Regions from separate parts of the Homo sapiens genome. Here all the other regions are linked to region 1. Evidence: chromatin loops called from intact Hi-C (ENCODE). Cell type or tissue: gastrocnemius medialis. All regions are shown on one strand. Each heading gives the region's core, and the rest is flanking DNA. Links, peaks and the distances in the headings are about the cores only.

Evidence for each region. Peaks named below come from ENCODE experiments on the same cell type or tissue, not always from the same donor. Only the 100,000 strongest peaks of a DNase experiment are listed, where the experiment ranks them.
Region 2: it touches region 1 in a loop (11-fold over the local background); 41 of 110 quality-filtered maps call a loop at or near these places.
Region 3: it touches region 1 in a loop (12-fold over the local background); 35 of 110 quality-filtered maps call a loop at or near these places.

What each region holds. Positions count from the first base shown.
Region 1 is chr2:44,039,949-44,047,790 of GRCh38, reverse strand. No RefSeq gene overlaps it. Among named protein-coding and RNA genes, the nearest start is that of LRPPRC, 48 kb to the right of the region's middle. RefSeq lists an enhancer at 3,488-3,537. In gastrocnemius medialis, for the core only: CTCF peaks have their summits at 3,225 and 3,432; a DNase peak (open chromatin) is centred at 3,400; H3K27ac peaks cover 448 bases.
Region 2 is chr2:44,476,716-44,484,557 of GRCh38, reverse strand. All of the region lies in intron 3 of CAMKMT (calmodulin-lysine N-methyltransferase), which reads right to left. LOC124907758 (a long non-coding RNA gene) reads right to left here. Exons shown (of 2, transcript XR_007086302.1): 1 at 1-7,842. Among named protein-coding and RNA genes, the nearest start is that of CAMKMT, 120 kb to the right of the region's middle. In gastrocnemius medialis, for the core only: a CTCF peak has its summit at 4,961 (motif pointing left); no DNase peak of the experiment used is centred there.
Region 3 is chr2:44,288,583-44,296,424 of GRCh38, reverse strand. All of the region lies in intron 4 of SLC3A1 (solute carrier family 3 member 1), which reads right to left. Among named protein-coding and RNA genes, the nearest start is that of SLC3A1, 17 kb to the right of the region's middle. In gastrocnemius medialis, for the core only: a CTCF peak has its summit at 4,535 (motif pointing right); a DNase peak (open chromatin) is centred at 4,606; H3K4me3 peaks cover 330 bases.

The DNA of each region.
Region 1 (7,842 bases), core at 1,898-4,397:
TAAAACTAAAGTGCAACCTCCCAACTCTGCTACCCGTGCACACATGGTTGGAGCTGCAAGACCAGGTTTTCCTCCATCCCTTTCCCTGAGTGAGGAATATGGTGAGAAGGAGGGAAAGGGCATTGGGGGTGGGAGCGTGGTCACTTCTCTAAATCCAGGACCAAGAGACCAAGGGCACTGAGAGGCAGAGCCAAGGCCCATTCTTTGTTTCCTCATCTGAGCCAGGCTAAGTTGGTGGAAATTGGGGGCAGAGGAGAGAGGATGGACAAAGGGGACATCTGAATTTTATCCCCCTTTCCCTGATTTCCTTCTTGCAGGTCTGTGCCAGGCGGGAGACAGTCTGTGGATGATGGTCTCACCTCTACATGTGCTCCTGTTGGGGAATTTCTCTCTTTTTCCCAATGATATCTTACTGTGACATTTACGGGAGGAGAGAAATGGTCTCTGGAAGCATAAGGAAAGGGAGGGTCTGACTGTGCCCCAGAAATGTCCTGTGGCTACGTGTCCAGGAGAGCAGGTTCTCAGTTTTAGCTTTCTCCATCCATCCTCCCCCTTCACTCTCAGTGTGCTCCAGAAGTTCCACCTTAGGCCAGGTACGGTGGCTCATGCCTGTAATCCCAGCACTTTGGGAGGCCGAGGTGGGTAGATTAACTGAGGTCAGGAATTCAAGACCAGCCTGACCAACATGGTGAAACTCTGTCTCTACTAAAAAAAAATACAAAAATTAGCTGGGCATGGTGGTGGGTGCCTGTAATCCCAGATACTTGGGAGGCTGAGGCAGGAGAATCGCTTGAATCCGGGAGGCGGAGGTTGCAGTGAGCTGAGATTGCACCTTTACACTCCAGTCTGGGCAACAGAGTGAGACTCTGTCTCAAAAAAAAAAAAAAAAAAGAATTTCCACTTTAAAGAGAGTCAATTACTTTTAGTCAGTTCTCAAAAGACCAAATCCTACCACTTAAATGTGACCCAGGTAGGAGAGAGACATTGCCTTGATTTTCACAGCTTTCCCCTGGCTCATCTCTGACCCCAAGGTGCTCTGTGTTCACTGGGCTGATTTTGCTTCAAAGTTTCAGCTTCTCTTTGTCGTTTCCTCAGCCAGCCCTGTGCCCTCCCTCTTTTCGTCCCATCTCCTCAGTCCCCCCGTTGTGTAGCCTTTACACAGTCTTCTCTGGTCTAATCTAATCTCCAACAAGCTGCCTCTTTTGCTCCTTTCTCTCTCCACAAACCTAATATATCTTGATGTGTCAACCTTTGGGCCACTGAGGCTGTGCTGACCTCTTCGGGGAGCTTGGCTTTTGTCCTACTAGGTAACCCCCTCTCCTGGGAGCTGTACCAACCTATTTTTCATCACATTTGAGCCTGGTTTTCTAAAAAAAAAAAAAAACCTAGACAGGCAGGCAGCCCACGCTGACTAAAGCTATGAACATCTCTCCTTTCTTAAGGGGTCTTTCTCCCTCCTCTCTGCCTGTCTGGCAAGAGCCAGCAGCCAGAGGTGGGGGTGGAAACCTCAGTTACCATCACATCAGCTGGATAATAGTTCTATAGATGCTGGACATGCCGACAAAGGGGCAAAGTATTCTGTATCATAGCATTTTTATTATATTCTATTATAATCATGTATCTTTCTATCATAATCAGGTATCATGCATAATCATGTAGCTGTCATATTTGTCTTAGTTTGCTAGGACTGCCCTAACAACATACTACAGTCTTGGGGGAGGGGGAATGCTTAAGCAACAGATACTTATTTGCTCACAGTTCTGGAGGCTGGAAGTCCAACGTTGAGGTGTCAGCAGGTTTGGTTTCTTCCGAGACCTCCACTCGTGGCTTGCAAATGTTGACCCGATTGCTGTCTCCTCACTTGGTCTTTCCTCTGTGTGTGATTCTGTGGTATCTTTTAGTCCAAATTTCCTCTTACAAGGACATCAGTCAGACTGGATTAGGCCACCTTCTAATGGCCCCACTTTAACTAAAGGCCCTGTCTCCAAATACCATCACATTCTGAGATACTGGGAGTACCTCAAATTTCCCAGTAGAAAATTTATAGGGGACAGAGTTCAGCCCATAACAATATTATTCCCCAATTCCATCATCGACTTACACTGAAGTCAGAGCAAAAAAGATCAGTCTCAAATTGCAGTGTGTGGGATTTCAGCTAGATGTAAGAAAGGTTCAGGCACTCCCAAATGGAGACCCTGGGAGTGGGATCTCAAATGGGAGAGGGGAAGGAGGGTAAAGATGAAAGCAGGCATCCTAGAAAACATAATACATTTCCAATTAGTTGATACCCTTTCTAAAAGGAGGAGGCTAAGCCAGATGATTTCTGGATCCCAACATTAATTTATTCAATCAATCACTCATTTAGCAGACATTCACTGAGCCTCACCACGCAGCAGGCACAGGAATCCAGAAGCAAGTCCTTGAAGGTTCTTGCCCTTTAGAGAACTTGTACTTATTGGTAAACCCTGGGTAGGATGGGAGGAGGGCAGGGGCAGCCAAAAGAAGAAGGGTGAAGAATGCTCTGAGGCGTGAACATTAATGAAAACACAGACCCCAAGCCCAGTGGTCAGCCCAGGCTTGTACATTTCTTTCCTGGCACTTAGCAGTGTTTCCTGGCACTCAGCAGTGCCCACACCCAGAGTAGAACCCTCTGTTTTTTTTTTTTTTGTTTTTTTTGTTTTTTTTTTTTGAGACAGTCTCGCTCTGTCATCCAGGCTGGAGTGCAGTGGCATGATCTTGGCTCACTGCAACCTCCGCCTCCCAGGTTCAAGTGATTCTCCTGCCTCAGCCTCCCGAGTAGCTGGGACTACAGGTGCGCACCACTACACCCCGCTATTTTTTTTTCTATTTTTTTTTTTTGGTATTTTTACTAGAGACAGGGTTACGCCATGTTGGCCAGGCTGGTCTAGAACTCCTGACCTCAGGTGATCTGCCCGCCTCGGCCTCCCAGAGTGCTGGGATTACAGGCATGAGCCACCACACCCCACCAGACCCTCTATTTGATAATAGGTTGCATAAAGCGTAACCTCAAGTTTCAGACATCCTGAAAGACCTCGAACCTTGGGCCAGCCCAAGAAAGCTGGAGACATTTCTCACCCCCATACGGGGACAGGCAGGTGGGAGGAGGGTGTGGCTGGCAGCCCAGTGGAGTCACCATAGCCACAAACCATGAGGTTTGGGATCAAGTGGGCCCTAACCCTGATCCCACTGCAGCTGCAGGAGACAGGCAGGCGTTCCCTGTTCTCACATCAGACACTTCTGGGGCCTTCCACTGAGGATCGGTCACACCCTCCCTGGGGAGCCCACTGGAGGCCCCTGGGAACTGCTCAGGAGTGTGTGGCTACTGCCAGCAGAGGCCGGGCTGCCAGGGCTGGCTGCTTCCCTCTAGAAGGAGCCGGAAGCTTCCATCTAGAAGGTGAGCCTGCCATCTAGCGTCCCAGTCTGGGCCGCGCAGGGACAAAGGAGCTTTCCCTGCACTGTCGTGTTGGTCACATTCAGCCCCACGGCATATTTAACTGCTGCCCACCTTCTCCCCACCATCGTGAGGTGAGAGCAAACCACCCTCGTTTCAGGGTGAATTTGATTTTTAGAAACAGCTGAAAGTCGTTCTAAGCCAAATGGTTATTGGTGGGAATTCAAAGAGTTTCCCCTGTGGCTTACAACTGTCTAAAGGCAGGTGACTATTTTCAAGTATTTATATATATATATATATATATATATATATATATATATATATATTACATATAATAATATCTATTATATTATATATTAATTATTAACTCTAATATATATATTAGAGTTTCGGGAGCAATTAAAAGTCTCATTGTTTTCATGCCAACAGTGTATACCATGGAACTCAATGTTTTCATACAGAACTTAAAGTACATCTTCCTCTTAGAAATGAGTGTAAGTGCTATCTTTTCCATGCAGACCTAACTTCTACAGGAGAGGAAGAATGGTCTGATTTATTCGGCTGCTGAGGGGAGAGTTATCCACACTGAGCCGGGGATGGAGCCTGGGATAGAGTTAATAATCGAGATATATATAAATAAAATATATCCTGGACCTTCGGAGTTAAGCATTTAATCCAGCAATTGGGCCCTGCCTTTGGGACTGTTTGTCCCAGGGCTTTTTGGGGAAGACTTAGATCTAGGAAAGGGCTAATGGAGGGACATGGAACAGGAGATCAGCTCTGTCCCTGCTCCTCAAAGAAGGGCAACTGCAGGAGGTATGCAGCCCAGTGCCCAAGCCAAGGGTGGCAAAGGACGTGGAGCTCATCTGAGGATACAGGGAAAAGCACCAGAAAGTCAAAGCCACAGTCCCAGATATTTGTTTCTGGTGTGAGTGGCTGAATGCTGCTGCTTCCCTGGAGAAGAGCAGAAATCCAGGGCCCCAGAATGAGCCTGACCGGGGTAGGGTAAGGGGGTGGACAAAGGGAGCCCTCCCCAAACTAATGATGATCTCTGGAGATCAGGCCTCAGTTCCTGAGCAGCCTTGAGTTCCCTGTGTCCTGGGAAGGCCTTGCTGCTACTCCTAGAGCCCCTTTTTTCCTGGAGCAAAGGGTAGACCCCTCTACTAGGATCCTTGCTGACTTCCACCTTATCTGAGCACAAAGAGTTGCCTTCGGTTAGAGACTAGGATTTAGGTGTGGCCACTTTGGGGAGGGTGGATTAATCTTTTTAACATGGAAAGAGGCCAAGAAAACAGGGCCCTCATTTGGCCTTGAGAGCCTGGCAACTCCACTATTCCCTTTGATTAGCAAAATTCTAGAGCTCGAAGAATACCAGATAATATATGCAGAAGGAAGAAAAAAAATTTTTTTTTTTTGAGGCAGAGTCTCACTCTGTCGCCAGGCTGGAGTGCAGTGGCACGATCTTGGCTCACTGCAACCTCTGCCTCCTGAGTTCAAGTGATTCTCCTGCCTCAGCCTCCCGAGTAGCTGGGACTATAGGCGCGTGCCAACACACCCAGCTAATTTTTGTATTTTTAGTAGAGATGGGATTTCACCATGTTGGCCAGGATGGTCTCGATCTCTTGACCTCGTGATCCGCCTGCCTCAGCCTCCCAAAGTGCTGGATTTACAGGCATGAGCCACCGTGCCTGGCCTGAAAAAAATTTTTTTAAATCACTAAGACTTGAAATGACATAATGGACTTAGGTCACAATCAACAAATGCTAAAATCATCAGGTGAAAGGTTAATGGAGAACTTTATGGGATGATGCTACCTAAACCCATTGATCAATCCTATTAGTATTAAAAGTGAAAAAAAAGATATTAATATTATATGTCTCACAGTAATGCCACCCTAGAAAGTATAGGTGCCTAAAAACATTGACCTTGAATCTAATCAAGGCCCAGATATAACTATCAGTTTACAGAAAATATGGAGGATGGAAGAATATGTTAACCACTCCACAGTGAAGCAGACAGATACGGAACTTAAGACATTATACAGAACAAATTACCTGATTCCCTGTCAAATCAGTGACAAGGGTGAACTGCTTCAGAATAAAAGAAACGAAAAAGACACAACCATATGCAATATGTGGAGTTTTAAAAAACAACTGAAAAAAGATGTCTTTGAGATAATCAGGTAATTTGAATATGGATTGAGTTTAGATGATATTGAGGAATTGTTCTTTTTTTTAAGTAAACAATGACATTGTGAAATGTATTAAAAAGTCTTATCAATTACAGATTAAAACTTAAGTGTTCCAAACGAAATGTCAAACTACCTAATATTTGCTTTAATATACACTAGAAGGAAAAAAGAGTTGGGGGAGAGGAAGCAAGATTGGCCAAATGTTGATAATGATTGAGGCTGGGTGATGGATACATGGAGATTCTTTTTATTCTGATTTTTTGAGTATATTTAGAAATTTCCATAACACACACACACACACACACACACACACACACACACACACACACTCTTCATGGTGCCCTTGACCCTCATGCAGATCATGGTTATTTCATATTATGTAAAATTCAGCCTCAGTCTGGTGTCTGAGAATAGGAAGACTTATAGAGAAGAGGCAAGAAATATCTTTGGGGAAGTTTGGGAGATTCCTTCCTTCAAACACTTTAGATTTGAAAAGACAACTGCGAGAACAGAGAAACGAAGGCACGTGTCGCACTGACACACCCACAGAGGCACATGCAAAATCACACACACATAACCTGACCCTCACACAGACCCTAGCACACCCACCAGGACCTGTGAGAGTGTCCAAATGCCCACAGGGCATGAGAACACATTCTCTTCCCAGCCGGTGCTGAAATATAAATCCAAATAAAATCAAATGAGGGCCTGGCGTGATGGCTCACACCTGTAATTCCACTTTGGCAGGAATGCCACTCCACTTTGGGAGGCTGAGGTGGGCGGACCACTTGAGGTCAGGAGTTCGAGACCAGCCTGGGCAACCCTGTCTCTACTAGATATACAAAAGTTAGCCGGGCATGGTGGTAGGTGCCTGTAATCCCCACTACTTGGGAGGCTGAGGCAGGAGAATCACTTGAACCTGGGAGGCAGAGGTTGCAGTGAGCTGAGATCGCACCACTGCACTCCAGCCTGGGTGACAGAGGGAGACTCTGTCTCAAAAACAAACAAACAAATAAATAAACAAATGAATTCAGTAGCACTGAATATTAACGCATGGCTATATAGAGGAAATGAAATGAAAACAAAACGCTCAAAAATCATCCTAGGATTCCTGGAACATCTGTATTTACTTGAGGATAAAGTTTAAGGTTATCTCAAAAAAAAGCATCAAAAGAAAAAAAGATGATAGTATTTGGCTTTCTTGTCCTTCATTCATCTCACACCTCACATTTCTCCTAGGAGTGCTCATCTAAACTAAGCCTCACTCAGTGCCTACATACTAAATCACCCCCAATTCTTTCTCTCTAGCTCACGCCCTCTCCTAAGCTGTAGACTGGTGTATCCAACTGCCTACTGGACATTTCTTCTTGGATGTTTTATCGTAGTTAGGGTACAGGCTAAGCTTATTTCTAAAATTCAGAGATAGGCGGCCCAGGGCAAGTTAGATGACACTGCTGTCCTCAACTTGTGCTTCTCCTCTCTAGGCCCAAGGTGGCTGCGTTAGTTCTGATTTATCTTTCAACCAGTGGAAAGGAAAAAAGGGTCAAGGGAGCTTGTGCCTACTTCTTCTAAGGGCAAAGCATACATTGCTTTTTCTTACATCCCATTGGCCAGAGTTTGGTCACATGGCCACACTTACTGTAAGGGACGCTGGGAAGTAAAGTCTTTAGCTGACTGGCCATGTGCAGTTAAAACCATTGTTATAGAAAAAGGGCAGGAAGGTATTGAGGGATAATGGGATGTCTACTATATCCCTCAGATATCACAAACTGAATATAAATAAAAGTAAAATGATCTTTTTGGCCCCCTCTCCCACAACTGTGCCTTTTGCCATCCCCAGATTGAAAAATGACCCACCATTTACCAGTCACCAAAGTAGGGTTGCCAGAGTAAATACAGGATTCCTAGTTAAATTCAAATTTCAGATAAACAAGGAATAATGTCATAGTATCGTTACGTCCCAAATATTGCATGTATTTTCATGTGCTAAATCTAGCAATCCTAGAGGCAAGCCAGGGACCTTGGAGCCATCTGGATTCCTCCTTCTTGTCCCCTTTTCAATTGCCTTCCAAGTTCTACTGACTCTTTTCTGTAATATTTCTCAATTTGTCCCCTCCCCTCCATCACTGGTTCAGGCCATCATCCTTTCTCTCAGACTCCTGGAGCTGCCTCCTGCCTGGCCTTCCCGTTTCCAGCCTTGCCTCTTTAACAAAATGCTTCACAAAGCAGGTAAATGGGC
Region 2 (7,842 bases), core at 3,461-5,960, 440 kb before region 1:
ATGGTATGAGGTAGAGGACCATGATTTTTTTTCATGAGGTTATCCAGTTGAATCAGAATATTTTATTAAAAATACCATCCATCTTCATTGTTTTGCAGTGCTACCTATGTTATAAAATCAAGTTTCCACATATATGTGGGTATATTTTTGGACTCCTTATCATTTTATTTGACTTTCATCAATCCTTACACCAATACCACGCTATCTTAATTACTGTAGCTTTATAACAAGCCTTGATATCTGGTAGTGTAAATCTTCCAACTTTCTTCCTTTTCTTCCAGATGATTTTGACTATTATTGGTTCTTTACATTTTCATATAAACGTTAAAATCGTTTGTCAGTTTCTACCAAAAAAAAAAAACCCATTGGCTCTATCCACCTATTTTTGTTTCTGCTCTGCTAATAGTATCTCTTCTGTCTCCCTGCCAATGGCTTCAGATCATTTTGGAGTACATTTCTCCCCATTAGGACTTAGGCACTCATTTCTGCAAAGAAGGTATGAGGTACCACTATGAGGTATTTCAGAGTAAAGGCTCATGGTAATGCTTTAAGAGCATGCCTGTGATTCTTAGAAACTTCTTCAGTTCCTTAGAGATTTTGCAAGAAAACATAATTTTTAAAGAGTCAATTATTCAGACTTCTCTAGAAATATATTTTTGTGACAACTGCCAGTATCATATACTTCTAAAATCTCAGGGGATATTCAGAAGCTCCACTCCTATCACTCTTTAAAATCAACGGGAATCACAACTTTGCTAGAATTTTACAATGCAAAAGGTCTTCAGGGCTTACTCCTTTTTTGATTAAGCCCAGTTTTACTTGAAGATCAGTTTTCAAAATGAATAATTACTCATATAATTATTTTTGTTTTATATTGAGAACTGAAACAGCATTATTTTCCCTTAGACCTTGAGCTACATGATGGCCTTCATATGTTCTTGTCCTTTAATTTCTTAATACTCAAATTACAAGCAAACTTTAGAAGTACAATGGTCTAAAATTAGAAGTCAAGGATTTAGGATACCAGTTTGGGTTATGCCATCAAGAATTTATGACTACTCATATACACTCTCTAAACAGAGGAGAGCAATTACACTGCCTATGTGTAATATATTGCATTAACTAGATAACATCTTTAAGGCTAATAAAGTCCATTAGACTAAAATGAACTTCAGAACAGGTACTGTTGGATCCCTATACCTCAAAAATAGTAAAGTTTAATAACTGTGGTTGAATTCATGAGTAACTAATTTTGATCTCATCATTGTTTTTCTGAAAGCACAGAAGAAAAAAATGAGTTAAATGAAAAGTTGACTTTAAATGTTAAGGCAGCTAAATTTCACATTCAGCTTTATTCTCCCCACACTGACTGAGGGTGACATATCTATTCAGGTAAGAGAGTAGAGAGGGCTGAAGAGTCAGGCCTGAATGGGAAAATGTCAGTTGTAGGAGCCTTTAGTGTATTTTTATATAGTGCTAAGCACATGTCTTGCCCACAACATGCATGCTATATGTACTTGTTGATTCCATTGGACAGCACTCAAAGCCACAGCATTGGCATCATGATTCTTTGTAATACAGATGGTGCCTTTATAAGAAATGTTGACTTTAAGCAGAACCTGATTGTACATGCCCATGGCTCAGAAGTCCTCTTTTGTAGGTCACGAAACTAGATGCACATGAAGACAATGGATTCCATGAAGAGAGAGAATAATTTCACGCATATGCTGAAATATCTGGAGTGTTTATGATACTAATTTACCTTTCTAATCATCATTCTCCCCTCTACAAAAAGAAACATGTTCATTAATAATATCCAACATGGATTCTACAGAGTTTCAGGCCTGTGAAAAAAAGGGCCCTCCTAGGGTGAAGTATAAGGCCATTTCTAGGGTCCAGAAGTCTGAAGAAGGCCACTCAGAGAAAACGGTCCCAGCATTTTAAATTATTTACTCAAAATAGAACTATGTTTAATAATAATATTTTCGTTAAATGTTTATAAGTAAATATATTTACCTAAATGTACAGAAATTAGTGTTAACACTCTTATTTATGTAGTACCCAGGTAATCAGAAAGCTCAATCATTATCAAATTATTTTTCCCCATAAGCAAGACTCTAAAATAGCAATAGATGCTCACAATGATAATCATTCACACTAAAGATTCCAATAGACCTCCTGAAGAATTTTTGGAAGTAATTGTTTTGGGTGTATGTTTAAGATTAAGTTTATTATATTCTAATGCTTACAAAACTAGTCATATGTACAATACGTACACATGGACACTAGGTTAAACAGAAAAATTCAATTAGTGAAAAATTCCATTTACTACTTGTTACATAGAATCAGACATTTATTGTATCTGCTGCTTTCTCAAATTCAGGCATATCAGTCACTGTGCTCCCTCTCCTGAAAGTCTTTCCCTATCAGTCTATTATGCAATTCTCTAAGCCCTAAAATTCCCCTCAAAATGCATGAGTTAATTATATTCTATCCTTTCAAACATGTCAACAGTTTCTGTGAACATCTTTTAGGTAATATTTTACTAATATTAAAGTTTACTATTGTTAAATATGGGAAAGTTAAATACATATTCATTTTTAAATAGATCAACAGAATTTTTAATTACAAGGAATTGAAATTTCTAAAACCCGGGTTTAAATGAGTCTAAGCTGTTCAAACTTAACTATATATCTCATTTTTTCCCCATATGTATGATACCTAAAAATATATTTTAGCTTATTTTTTAAACCAGCATACATTCAATTTCTGAAAACAACTCCAAGCTTTGATAGTATCTGATTCATCAAAAGCTTTGTCATTCATCGAAATGATTTTACTTACAAAACATAAATATCAACTTTATCATTAGGGAATGTTTTGTTGAATAGCAATATGAATTCACTGAAGGACATATATCATTTTACTAAAATACTTTGTAAAAATTTACAAATTAGAACAAAGTGATCATCCTTACATGTTCATAAGTTACATAAGAAAATAATATAAACTGAAATTAATTTTAACATAAGCTTCTGAAAGAGAATTGCAAAAATAAAAATGGAATTTATCTTGTCATATCTTGGTGTTCAAAATATTTTTAAAGAAAGGATAGACAGAATGTTCACAGATGACCTGAAGAGCCTTGCCTTAAGTGATGATTTTTTCCTATTCAGCTAGCTATTATAAATATGCTAAAAACAACAGCAAGGACAAAAAAATGCACATAATTAAACTGTCATTATGCCATCAAAAATAGATTTTATATGAACATATAATATTACAAGTGTTCAAAAATAAGTTGATTTATACTTTGCTCCTAGTAGTTCCTTTAAAAACAAATAATTTTTTCAGTAGCTGACAATGCACAAAATAATTACTAAGAGCATGTGAGGTTCCCAGCAAACTTTTTTGCTTATATAATTCTGTTTCCTTTCACATCCACCAAATGGGAAATGGAATCATATGTGACACTAATAATTCTTCATGAAAAACATCATTCTGAACATACTATTGAATAAATGTATTCATATATACATACACACACACACACACATAATATGGATGATAGAAAGTATAGGCATGTATCTCCTATTTATATGATCCAAATGTTCTACAACCCTAAAACCTACATTTCCTTTATCTTCAATAAATATATATATGCATCTCTATGTATGATATGTATAATACATATAAATATGTATGTTTTAATTTGAAATAATGTATTCATTTCACAGCTTTAGATTAGTTCCAAAAATATGGTTCAAAAATATAGAGTTTACAAATGTACCTAATTGATACAAAGAGATCAGCTCCAAAAGAGTAACAGTTTAACCTATTCCCTTCAAAATACGTTAAGATACTCATACATTGCCATTAGTTTACTTTGTTATCTCAAATGATAAATAAAAAGAATCTAGTCTTTCCTGAATTTAAAACAAAGATAGAATTCTCAGATTTTCATATTAATTTGAGTAAACGATCATAATACAGTTTCTGGATAATTAATTTGAGCAATAAGACAAGGGTTGCTGAATTTCTGAATAGGCATTTCTAGAGATAGGCTTAACTCTATTTTGACTTGAACCAAAAAACTAGTTTTATTTAGCATTTTGCAACTCTCTGAACTAAACACAATAATTAGCAGGGAAAATTTTTTTAATGTTCACTTGACCGTTAAAACTGAATGAATTACAATTGTTATACCTAATATGGAGTTTATTCTGGATGTGTGGAGGGTGTGTGTATGTGTGTGCAAGTGACCCACTGAAGTAACAAGCACTCTGCTGCTTGGGAGTGGCAAAAGGTGAGTTGCTCTAAGAGTACAGTACTTACATCCTCAGTTCTGTGTCGCCTAACAGAAACTACAGTATGTTTCAAATCTTTTTTCTTAAAGAGAGTTATAAAATCACTCTTTGATAGGTGCTACAATTTGGTTCAAAGCCTCCTAAAAGTTGAATGGCAATGTTAAAACCATTAAGCACTCAGCTCCTGAACATGGAGAAAATTATGCTTGTATAGCAACTAGGACTTCCTTCTCAAGATTGCAGCAGCAGTCAACATTAACAATGGATGATTCTTGTAATTGGGGTGGAAGGCTAGGGTGGGAGAGGAAAAGAAAAAAAAGTTTACATCATATCTTTCCCTGAGATTACCTAAAAATTTATACTTCATAATTTAACACCATAAAATTACGGCTGTCAATACTTGTTTGGGGACACACTTTCAAATACAAAATGGAACTTAAAAGAAAGATAAGCTACTTAAATCTTAAAAGGGAAACTAAACATTAATGGTAATTTTCTCATGTATCACATTTCAAAGAAGAGCCCTTACAGTATAAAGATTCCATGAGTTCGTGACAGCTTTATTCTTAGACCCACAAATCGAGCCATTGTTATGCTCTGAAACTGTAGGAACTGCTGCCACCTATAGGATCTGAACAACAATGGCAGTGTTTTACTCAGCAGTACCCTCTACTGGGGACAGAAATGTGATGAATGTGTAGGCACTTTTCTTAACAGCAGGTGGCCTCACTTTTGCTACAGATTTACCTCAAAAATGTTGGTTTAAAAGCTTTTTCATGTTTTGTAAAATAAACTCCAACTTCCGCCTGAATCTAAAGTTGCTAGGTGATCTGAGATAGGAAAAAAACCCACAACCGTGAACTCTGAAAATTCACTTCCATAAACAGTTTCACAAAGTTGTTCCCCAGTTGCTAATCTAATGTCACTTAGTGCCATGCCATACCAACCAAGACACAAAAGAGAGGTACTCTACTGAGACTCCCTGCATAAGGGTGAAATTAAGGAAAGTTTTTATTGAGTATAAAATGTCTGTTACCATAATTAGTCCCATCTTTCTAGAATTTATTACACTCTGTAATATAAAGTAACTATAAAGATGCCAGTTTCTTGTGGCATTCTTAGGTAACTAATATTAAGCAAGGTTATACATTTTTAAAGATATTTACTGTTGAGGATTAGTAAACTCAAACATTTAAGAATAGCAATATGTACCAAGGATGTCAGCAAAATTTTCTTAGAAAAGAAAAGCAATTGCCGGGCGCGGTGGCTCACGCCTGTAATCCCAGCACCTTGGGAGGCCGAGGCGGGCGGATCACGAGGTCAGGAGATCGAGACCATCCTGGCTAACATGATGAAACCCCGTCTCTACTAAAAATACAAAAAATTAGCCGGCGTGGTGGCGGGCGCCTGTAGTCCCGGCTACTCGGGAGGCTGAGGCAGGAGAATGGGGTGAACCCAGAAGGTGGAGCTTGCAGTGAGCCGAGATCGTGCCACTGCACTCCAGCCTGGGCGACAGAGCGAGACGCCTCTCAAAAAAAAAAAAAAAAAGGAAGAAAAGAAAAGCAATTAACTTTTATATCTTTTTATTGCAACCAGAAAATGACACCTTCCCTTTGGTTTTATTCCATCCATACAAATTAATTAAAATAACTAATGCCTTTATTATTGTTAAAGATTTGAAAGCATTTTAAATGTTAACAAATAAAAGGTGTTATAACCAAGGGCAGAAGGATTTCAGCATATTCAGAAGCCAAGGTAAAGTAGGTCTATAAACTAAAGAAAATCTTGTAACAGAAAATCATTCAGTCAGAGTCAAGTAGCACTCATACTATGAAAATAAAAAATATTATCCACCATATTGCTGTAGACATGCCATCAACTGATGATATTGCAAAGGCTAAACTCTAAACCTATATCTGTAATCACAGCAAATGGTGGCAAGAAAAAAAATATATAGACTTAGAACAAAACAAAGAAACAAAATAATACCCAATTCAAAGCCATGAAAAAGCAAATAAAATTATTATTGAAATGCTGACTATTGCAGAAATATTGGGTGAATATTTCAAAATGTAGCCAGCTATCCAGATATTTATCATGTTTCTTTAGAAAAAAATTAGGATTTGTTTTTAAGTATATTCAGATCTTTGGTCACAAAATCACAGATTCCTAGAAAATATTTAATATACATTGCTTTTAATTTTACACATTAAATCTATGGTACATATAGGTATTTTTTAGGGCCACTGAAACAAATTGTCACTGCAGCCTTACATACGCTGTTTGCCACTGAAATCTTAGAAAGGAATGGACATGGAGGAAGTACCATCCGTCCCTTTGTGTGAAGTAGCTTTGTTAATTCCATGAGTTCTCACACTACTGCCTTTCACCTGTGACCAAGCTTAGCCTATACCTGTACCATTGTGAATATGCTAATAGTCCTGAATTTAGGCCTATCACCTTCCTTCTTTTCTTTAAATATCTTTACATGTCTGGCCTGGCACCATTTTCTTCAAATGACTATTCTTTAGTGCGAACAAAAGCTCTGATGGACTCTTCAATTCCTTTCATAGTTAAGAAATGGCAGCTAGGCAAAATGGAGGAATAGAAAAAGCTAAATGTGCTCAACCAAAAATGTACTATAACCTTATAATTCTAGATAACTGGGCTTTATCTTAAATCTATACTTTTGAGATTTATAATTTTTTCCAGCTACCTACACAACTTATTTTTAAATTGTTTATTGAGTTACTGTAGTTTATGTTTTTCAGCTTTAAACTGTTTTATCAATTTCCAAACCAGGGTGGGGAAATATGGTTTAAAAATAGTTTTAACTTATAATAGGGCTTAGCAAACTTATTTGATACAAAGTTGTATATAAATATCATTGTACTGAAACCAATACACCAGACTTATATAGATCCACTGGTTCTCAGGGTGGGTACACCTGTACACCCCAATCCTGGACTTCTCCAAAATTTCTGATAACATCATGGGTTTGCTCTACTATGAAGTGCATGTTATTAGATCAAATCTCCAAGCTCCTATTAACTCTATAATGAACTACGGCAAACTGAACTTTTGTTGTGTGTTTTCTAAAAGATAGTGATTAAATACATAGGTAGGCAGATATAATTGTATGTGGTAATACATGCCTACAATGTTTTTCAAATTTTGTTTAAATAATTTTTAAAATTTTCCTAAATTCTCTATATCCTCATAGTAATGATGTCTCTGAGACTATAACCCAGAACTACCATTGATATGACTGTATAAAAGCTTTCTTTCATTACTTCAGTAATAAGCCATTTGGATAATAATAATAGCTGGGATATAGCACCCACCATGTGTCATGTACTAGGTGCTTTTTATTCATAAGCATTGATCCTTAGACCAATCCTTTGAGTTATTATCCCCATTTTACAGATGAGGAAATTGAAAGACAAGTAAATTACATGGCTTGCCTAAGACCACGAGGTCTGTGGATTACAAATTAAGTGCTCTTTCTGTTAAGCAACTGTAGATATAATTTAAT
Region 3 (7,842 bases), core at 3,461-5,960, 250 kb before region 1:
TCATTCATTCAATAAGTATTTGAACTCCTAGTGTATACCAGGCACTTAGGCAAGCCCTGGAACTACAACCACAAGAAAAATACAACAGACACAGTCCTAGGTCTCCCGGATTATTTTAGAATCTCCAGCTAGACAAATAGCAACACAAAAATATTTAAATCACAGCTGAGACAAAGGAGAGAAACATGGTAATACAAGAGGGTAAAACAGCAATTCACCCTGGGGAGGGTTTGCAGCTGGCAAACAGGAAGTGACAGCCATTCATCAGAGAATGGGCTAGAGAAGTCTGGTGGGGCAAAGAAAGGCACCTCATTTCTAGAACAGGTTTTCAGTGGCTTCAGGAGTGACCTTACTATGAAGCTAACCAAACTTAAGCTTCAAGACCTCTCACTTGCACTCATCTAACTCCCCTTCTTTGCTCATTTTAAGTAAATACCAACTTTTCTGTACTTAATTTTGTGCTCTATTTTAAGAAGGCCCTAATTTACTATCAGCTTCAGACCCCGCGCAACCTGGGTCCACACCCAGGTGGTGCTGTTCTTTAAAAGTGTGAACATTGGTTGGGGCAGAGCACGAATAACTGAAGGCATCCAAGCGGCCTCTGACAAAAATGTGGGAAAACATTAAGCACCATTCTGTGTAAACATCAAGCTTTTGGGCACTGATTTCCTAAAATAAAGCCAGTCCTTTTCTTTACGGAGTCCGGATCTCAGCATTGTGAAATGTTGACCTGACATTAAACATGAGAAACTTGTACCGCACAGAAGGTTTATGGCCCTAGCATAATCAGAAATAATATCATTGTTTAATGAGACAAAACAGTAAAAGCTTGATGGACATTTTCTGAAAGTCATTTTAAATGCTGATAATTCAGATTATCACCAAGATAATCCAAAGTTTGCTCTTGAAAAATATTTGCTTCATGCTATTTATTCTCTCAACCAGGAGGGAAAAGAGAGCTTCAGATTTTAATTGTTAACCCTCTTTACTCCCATGAAGGTCTCTCAGGGTTCCAGATGCAAAAATGGGCACAGAGCCTGGGTCAGCTAGGTCTAGTGACCCATGTAGGTGCCGTGGACTCTGGGAACTGGACTATACACTACGTCCTTGACTCCTGTCTGACTCCCATGACATCACGCACTCCTGGTTTTTCCACTGGGCACCTTTTAACTCCTTTCTCTTTAAATAGCTCGCTGCTCTGAGTGAAAAGAAAGCAAGTCAACATTAAGGAAGCAAGTTAACATATCCAAATACATGGAACCTTGAGCCAAGCCTTTCCTTTTCAGATGGCTGACATTTGGGGGCCCGTTTACCTAAAAACCCATGTTTGGGAAAAGCTCTGTCTACTCTTACATGGGATGATAGAGAAGACATCCTCTTAAGCCAGGTGTGGTGGCTCATGCCTGTAATCCTAGCACTTTCAGAGACCGAGGTGGGAGGATCACTTAAGCTCAGGAGTTCAAGACCAGCCTGGGCAACAAAGTGAGACCCTGTCTCTATTAAGAAAACAAAAACAAACCAAAAAAACAAACAGAAGACATCATCTTGAAAATGTCATAAATCACAGGTTGTCCATCTCAAGAAGGAATGAGAAAGGATGTTTCAGAGTACAGAGGAAACTGGTTCTCTACTTAGAGGCAAGAGAAAGAAAACTGACCCTACTCATGTTCAGAAATCTTGGAAAAATTCTTTGCTAACTCCTCCAGAAGCAGGAAGTAGAGGAAAGATCAAGGACTTCAGAATTTGACCCTCTGGGTACAACCCAGCTCTCTCGCTGTCCAGCTGCATGACATAGGGCATCTGCAAGACCAGCTAAGCCTCAGTGTCTCCATCAATAACATAGTATGGAGGGTTTCTGTATGGAGTAAATAAGGTATTGCTGCCAGAGTCAATTGACTTTTCAATTTTTTTTTTTTTTTTTTGAGATGGAGTCTCACTCTGTCACCCAGGCTGGCGTACAGTGGTGTGATCTCAGCTCTGCAACCTTTGCCTCCCGGGTTCAAGCAATTCTCCTGCCTCAGCCTCCTGAGTAGCTGGGATTACAGGTGCCCGTCACCACATCTGGCTAATTTTTGTATTTTTAGTAGAGATGGAGTTTCACCATGTTGACCAGGCTCATCTCGAACTCCTGACCTCAAGTGATCCACCCACCTCAGCCTCCCAAAGTGCTGAGATTACAGGCATGAGCCACCACGCCCAGACCCCTTTCAGTCTTTATATTACCCAATCTCTCTGCATCATTTGACACTGTTGACCAATCTCGTCTTCTGGAAACACTCAGATACCTTAGCTCCGTTATACCCTGCCCCTTGGTTTGTCTCCCTTCTCTGTCTCTTCTGCAGCTCTTTGATGTCAGTGCTCCTTGGGGCTCCATCTTACACCCTCTCGACATTGCACTTCACAATAGTATTTATTTACTTACCAATTTACTGACTATTTAACAAGTACTGTATACAGTAAAAAAAATAGCATCCTAAGTGCTTTACAAAGGTTAAACCATTTAATCTTCAAGTAACCCCATTAGGTACGTACCATTATTGTTCCCCCTTTACCAGTGAGGAAACTGTGGCTCAGGAAGATGATGTGCCTTTGACAAGGTCATGGTTGGTAAGTGGTGGCAGCAGAATTGCAACTGTACGGCGCCCTGACTTATTTGCTAGCCTGGCTCCCTTGGATTTTTCTTTTAATTGGAAGGTCTACCAACACCAGGCCCTCATTCACATGTGAGCAATTCGCTCCAGCTACGTTGCAGTTGGCCCTCTTGCTCACCTTACCCAGCCTGCTTCTCTCACCAAACACCTGCCTGAGCTCTGTAGACATCAGCCACATCAACAAGTCCCAAAGTTTTATCTCTAGACTAGACTTTTCCCTGAGCTCCGTGTCCTTATATCTTTTTTTTTTCCCCCCTAAAACGGTGTCTTGCTCTGTTGCCCAGGCTGGAGTGCAGTGGCATGATCTCGGCTCACTGCAACCTCTGCCTCATGGGCTCAAGCAATTCTCCTGCCTCAGCGTCCCAAGTAGTTGGGATTACAGGTGCCCACCACCATGCCTGGCTAATTTTTGTATTTTTAGGAGAGATGGGGTTTCACCATGTTGGCCAGGCTGGTCTTGAACTCCTGACCATGTGATCCACCTGCCTCAGCCTCCCAAAGTGCTGGGATTACAGGCATAAGCCACTGTGCCCAGCCCAGTGTCCTTATATCTAACTGTCCACTGAACACTTGGATGTGTCACAGGCAGCTCCAACTCTACATACCTAAGATATTTCCCTCTCTCTTCCTGTGTCTCCCATCTCAGACAATGGTTCTGCCACCCACCCCATATTCAAATCTGAAACCTGGGATTCACAGGGGACTCCTCTCAGAGCCCTGATGATTTCTCTGCACCTCTATGCCTCCATCACTGGCCTAAAGCCACCAGAATTTCTTTCCCGATTACTGCACCATCCTCCTCCCTGGCCCCAAAGCCTCCAAACCTGCCCTACTCAAACCCCTTCTCCAAAACCAGACTGATTTCTCAAATTGAAAAAAAATAAAAATAAAAAATAAATACCTAAGACCTTTTAAGCCCAAATCCTTACCAGGGCCTTCAGTGGTGCTCCTGACCTCACCCCCAGTGACCTCTCTAGTCTCATCGGGTCACTCCCTGCTCTATATATCACATCCCAGTGATACTGGACAACTCCCAGCACCTCTAATGTGTCACGATCCACGCTTTCCTCTGCTGGAAACACTCCCACCCATGCCTCTTCACTTAGCTCATGCCTGTTCCTCAGGTATCTCACCTCCTCTGCAAATGTGTCCAGGTTAGGCGCTTGCCCTGTGTATTCCTACCTCCTACTGTCATGACCGCTTGGCACATTTTATTGTAATCGCCTGTTTAATTGTCCACCTCCCACCCCAGAATATAAGCCCCAGGATGGCCACAAGAGGTATCTATCTTACCAGCCCCCACACCCTTAGCACATGGTCAAGACACACAATACCTATCATTAAATGAGTGAATGATTATAATAAAGTGCCTGGCATAGAGGAGGTGCAATAAATGGCACAATTATTATTATCAAGCATAGAGATGGCTAATCAAGCAGGTAGTGAGCGAATTGTGTTTTGAATTGAGCTGCTGCCTCCAGCAGTATCATGCTTAGTAGGGACAGAACGGAGCCTACGCCTGTGCTCTGGGTTCCCTCTCAGCTGGGTCTCCCCAGCAGTCCCTACCCTGGGGCTCAGCATTCCCATATGGCAGGTGTAGGATCACTCCAAACCCCAGATACGAGGCCAGGCCATCTGGAGTCTCTTCCTTGCCATGCTGCTAACCCGCTGGGTTACTTCACCTCTCTGTGTCTCAGTTTCCTCATTTGTCAAATAAGAAATGTGGAGGACCAGTAAAAACCAAAGTGATTGGGAAAGTATAAAGTATTATACAAATATATACCCCTGATACCTCAGAGAAGGTTTTCTGACTTCTTCAGCTGAAAGCACTCAAGCCCCAAGAGGTTCAGAGCAGAGCCAAGTCCCCTGATGGCCAGTACAAAGAGGAGGAGAAAGAGAAGGACAGCAGAGGGTGCTCTCTGCTGGATTTCCCCAGCATGCCAGCTTCCCACTGTGCAGATAAAGCAAAATCTGATAGGAGCGGGGAGGAAGTGGGCTCAGGCTCCAGGAGTACAAGTTGGTATGCAAGCAAGTCATTCCAAACGCCGCCTCCACACAAACCCTCTGAGCTGCAAATTATTAACCTGCTTAACTCTATTGCAGAAACAAGCGCTGCTGGGGGTAAGGTGGGGAGGAGGGTGACAGAAGTCTCCTTCATGCCAAAGGTCCCTTTCCAGGAGCAAAGAGGCTTTCCTCTCAGCTTCTCAGCATTTCTTATTTACTTCTAATAGTAAATCTTCTAAACCAGTCTTGCAAATAAAGTCTAATCTCTCAACCGGAGGCATTAATGATTCATCACATGAGGGATTTCAGCCAGAAGACCAGTAAATAAGGATCCTGTCCACACACTCCACGGCTTGGGTATCTGGAAGAGCACAGCTGGGTTAGTCAAAAAAATAATTAATGTATTGGCTGGCACATTTTTGCAGAATTTATCACACTTGTCTAAACATCCCCAGACAATTCATCACTATTGCCACAAGGAGCCTGGAAAAATCTACTGCCTGATAAACCAACTGTAAACCAGCTGGTTTATACTCACATTTATCAATTTATAACTGAAAACCTCCTTGACAAATCTGTGCAGAAAAAGTGAAGCATGGAGAGGGAAACACATACATTGCCTCAAAGCAGGTGTAGGATTGTGGTTAAGAGCATGAACTCAAGTCCGAGTGTCTGGATTTCAGTCCTGCTCCATGACTCCCAAGGATGGTGACTTTACCTATCTAAGCCTCAATTTCCTTCTCTGTAAAATGATCACAAAACCTCGTAAATTAGGCTTATTCTGAGCATTAAATTATCCAGGAACAGCACTTAGCACATAGAATGTGTGGGGAGAGCATGAGGCGTGGGTGATAAGGAGTTTTGGTGATGAAGAAGAGGAGAGTCCACAGGCTACCAGAGAAGTTTAAAACTAACCCCTAGTTAGTCTGCTGACCATGTCTACAACTACCCACCCCACAACCCCACAACCCCACAACCCCATGGAGGCAAGGTGCCCTCACTCATGGTGCTTACTTCCAGAACCAATTCCAAAACAATTCATACAAATTCTGGAAACACCAAACATATACAGTAAAAAAAAAAAAAGTCTTAAAAATAAGTAGTCTATAGGAATACATTTAACGAAAGAAGTACAAGACATGTACTCTGAGAACTGCAAAACATTGTTGAAAGAAATGAAAGAACACGTAAATAAATGGAAAGACATCTCATGTTCATGAATTGGAAGACTTAACATAAGATGGCTATGTTCCCCAGAGTGAACCACAGATTCAATGCAATCCCTATCAAAACCACAGCAGGCTTCTTTGCAAACATTGTCAAGCTGACTCAGAAATTCACATGGAAATCCAAAGGACTTGGAATAGTGAAACAATACTGAAAAAGAACAAAGTTGTAGGATTCTCACTTCCCGATTTCAAAACTTACTACAAAGCGCTAGTAATTCAGACAGTGTGTGGTACTGACATAAGGACAGACATATAGATGAATGGAACAGAACTGAGAGTCCAGAAATAAACCCATGCATTTATGGTCAATTGATTTTCAACAAAAGTTGCCAGACAATTCAGTAGGGAAAGAATAGTATTTTTAAACATACGTGATTGGAATAACTGAATAGCCACATGCAAAAAAAAAAAAAAAAAGTCGGACAGCTTACCTTCACACCCTATATAAAAATTAACAAAAAATGGATCACAGACAATCTAAAATGTAAGACTAAAACTGTGAAACTGAGAAGAAAACATAGGAGTAAATCTTCATGACCTTGGATTAAGCAATGGTTCTTAGATACGACACTAAAGGCACAAGCAACAAAAGAAAAAAATAAATAAATTGGGCCAGGCGCAGTGGCTCATGCCTGTAATCCCTGCACTTTGGGAGGCCGAGGCGGGTGGATCACCTGAGGTCAGGAGTTCGAGACCAGCCTAGCCAACATGATAAAACGCGTCTCTACTAAAAATACAAAAAATTAGCTGGGCATGGTGGTGCGCACCTATAATCCCAGCTACTCAGGAGGCTGCAGCAGGAAAATCACTTGAACCCAGGAGGCGGAGGTTGCAGTGAGCTGAGATTGCGCCACTGCACCCCAGCCTGGGTAACAAGAGCATAACTCTGTCTCAAAAAACAAATAAATAAATAGGACATCATCAAAATTAAAAACGCTTGTGCTTCAAAAGGCACCATCAAGAAAGTAAAAAGACAACCAACAGAATAGGAAAAATTATTTGTAAATCATGTATCAAGAATATGAAAAGAGGCCAGGTGTGGTGGCTCATGCCTATAATCCCAGCACTTTGGGAGGCTGAGGCAGGAGGATTGCTTGAGACCACGAGTTCGAGACCAGCCTGGCCAACATGGTGAAACCCCGTCTCTACTAAAAATACAAAAATTTGCCAGGTATGGTGATGCGCACCTGTAATCTCAGCTACTTGGGTGGCTGAGGTAGGAGAGTCACTTGAACCCAGGAGGTGGAGGTTGCAGTGAGCCGAGATCACGCCACTGCACTCCAGCCTGGGTAACAGAGTGAGACCCTGTCTCAAAAAAAAAAAGAAAAAAAGAAAAAGAAAAAGAATATGTAAGAACTTTTACAACCCAATAATAAAAAGACAACCCTGTTTAACAATGGGCAAAGGGCCAGGTGCGGTGGCTCACACCTGTAATCCCAGCACTGTGGGAGGCCAAGGAGGGAGGATTGCTTGAGACCAGGAGCTCGAGACCAGCCTGGCCAACATGGAGAAACCCCATCTCTACAAAAAATACAAAAATTAGTTGGGCATGGTGGCACGTGCCTATAGTCCCAGGTACTCAGGAAGCTGAGGCGCAAGAATCACTTGAGCCTGGGAGACTGGGGTTGCAGTGAGCCGAGACTGCACCACTGCACTCCAGCCTGGGTGACAGAGTGAAACTCTATCTCAAAAAAAATAAATAAATAAAAATGAAATAAAAATGGGCAAAGGATTTAAATAGACATTTCTACAATGCAGATATACAAATGAACTATAAGCACATAAAAAGATGTTCAACGTCTTTAGCCATTTGGCAAATACAACCAGTGAGATGCCACTTCATACCCACTAGGGTGACTGTAATAAAAAATATATGCAATAACAAGTGTTGGTGAGAATGTGGAGAAATTAGAACGCTTACCCATTGTTAATGGAAATGTAAAATTATGCAGCTGCTT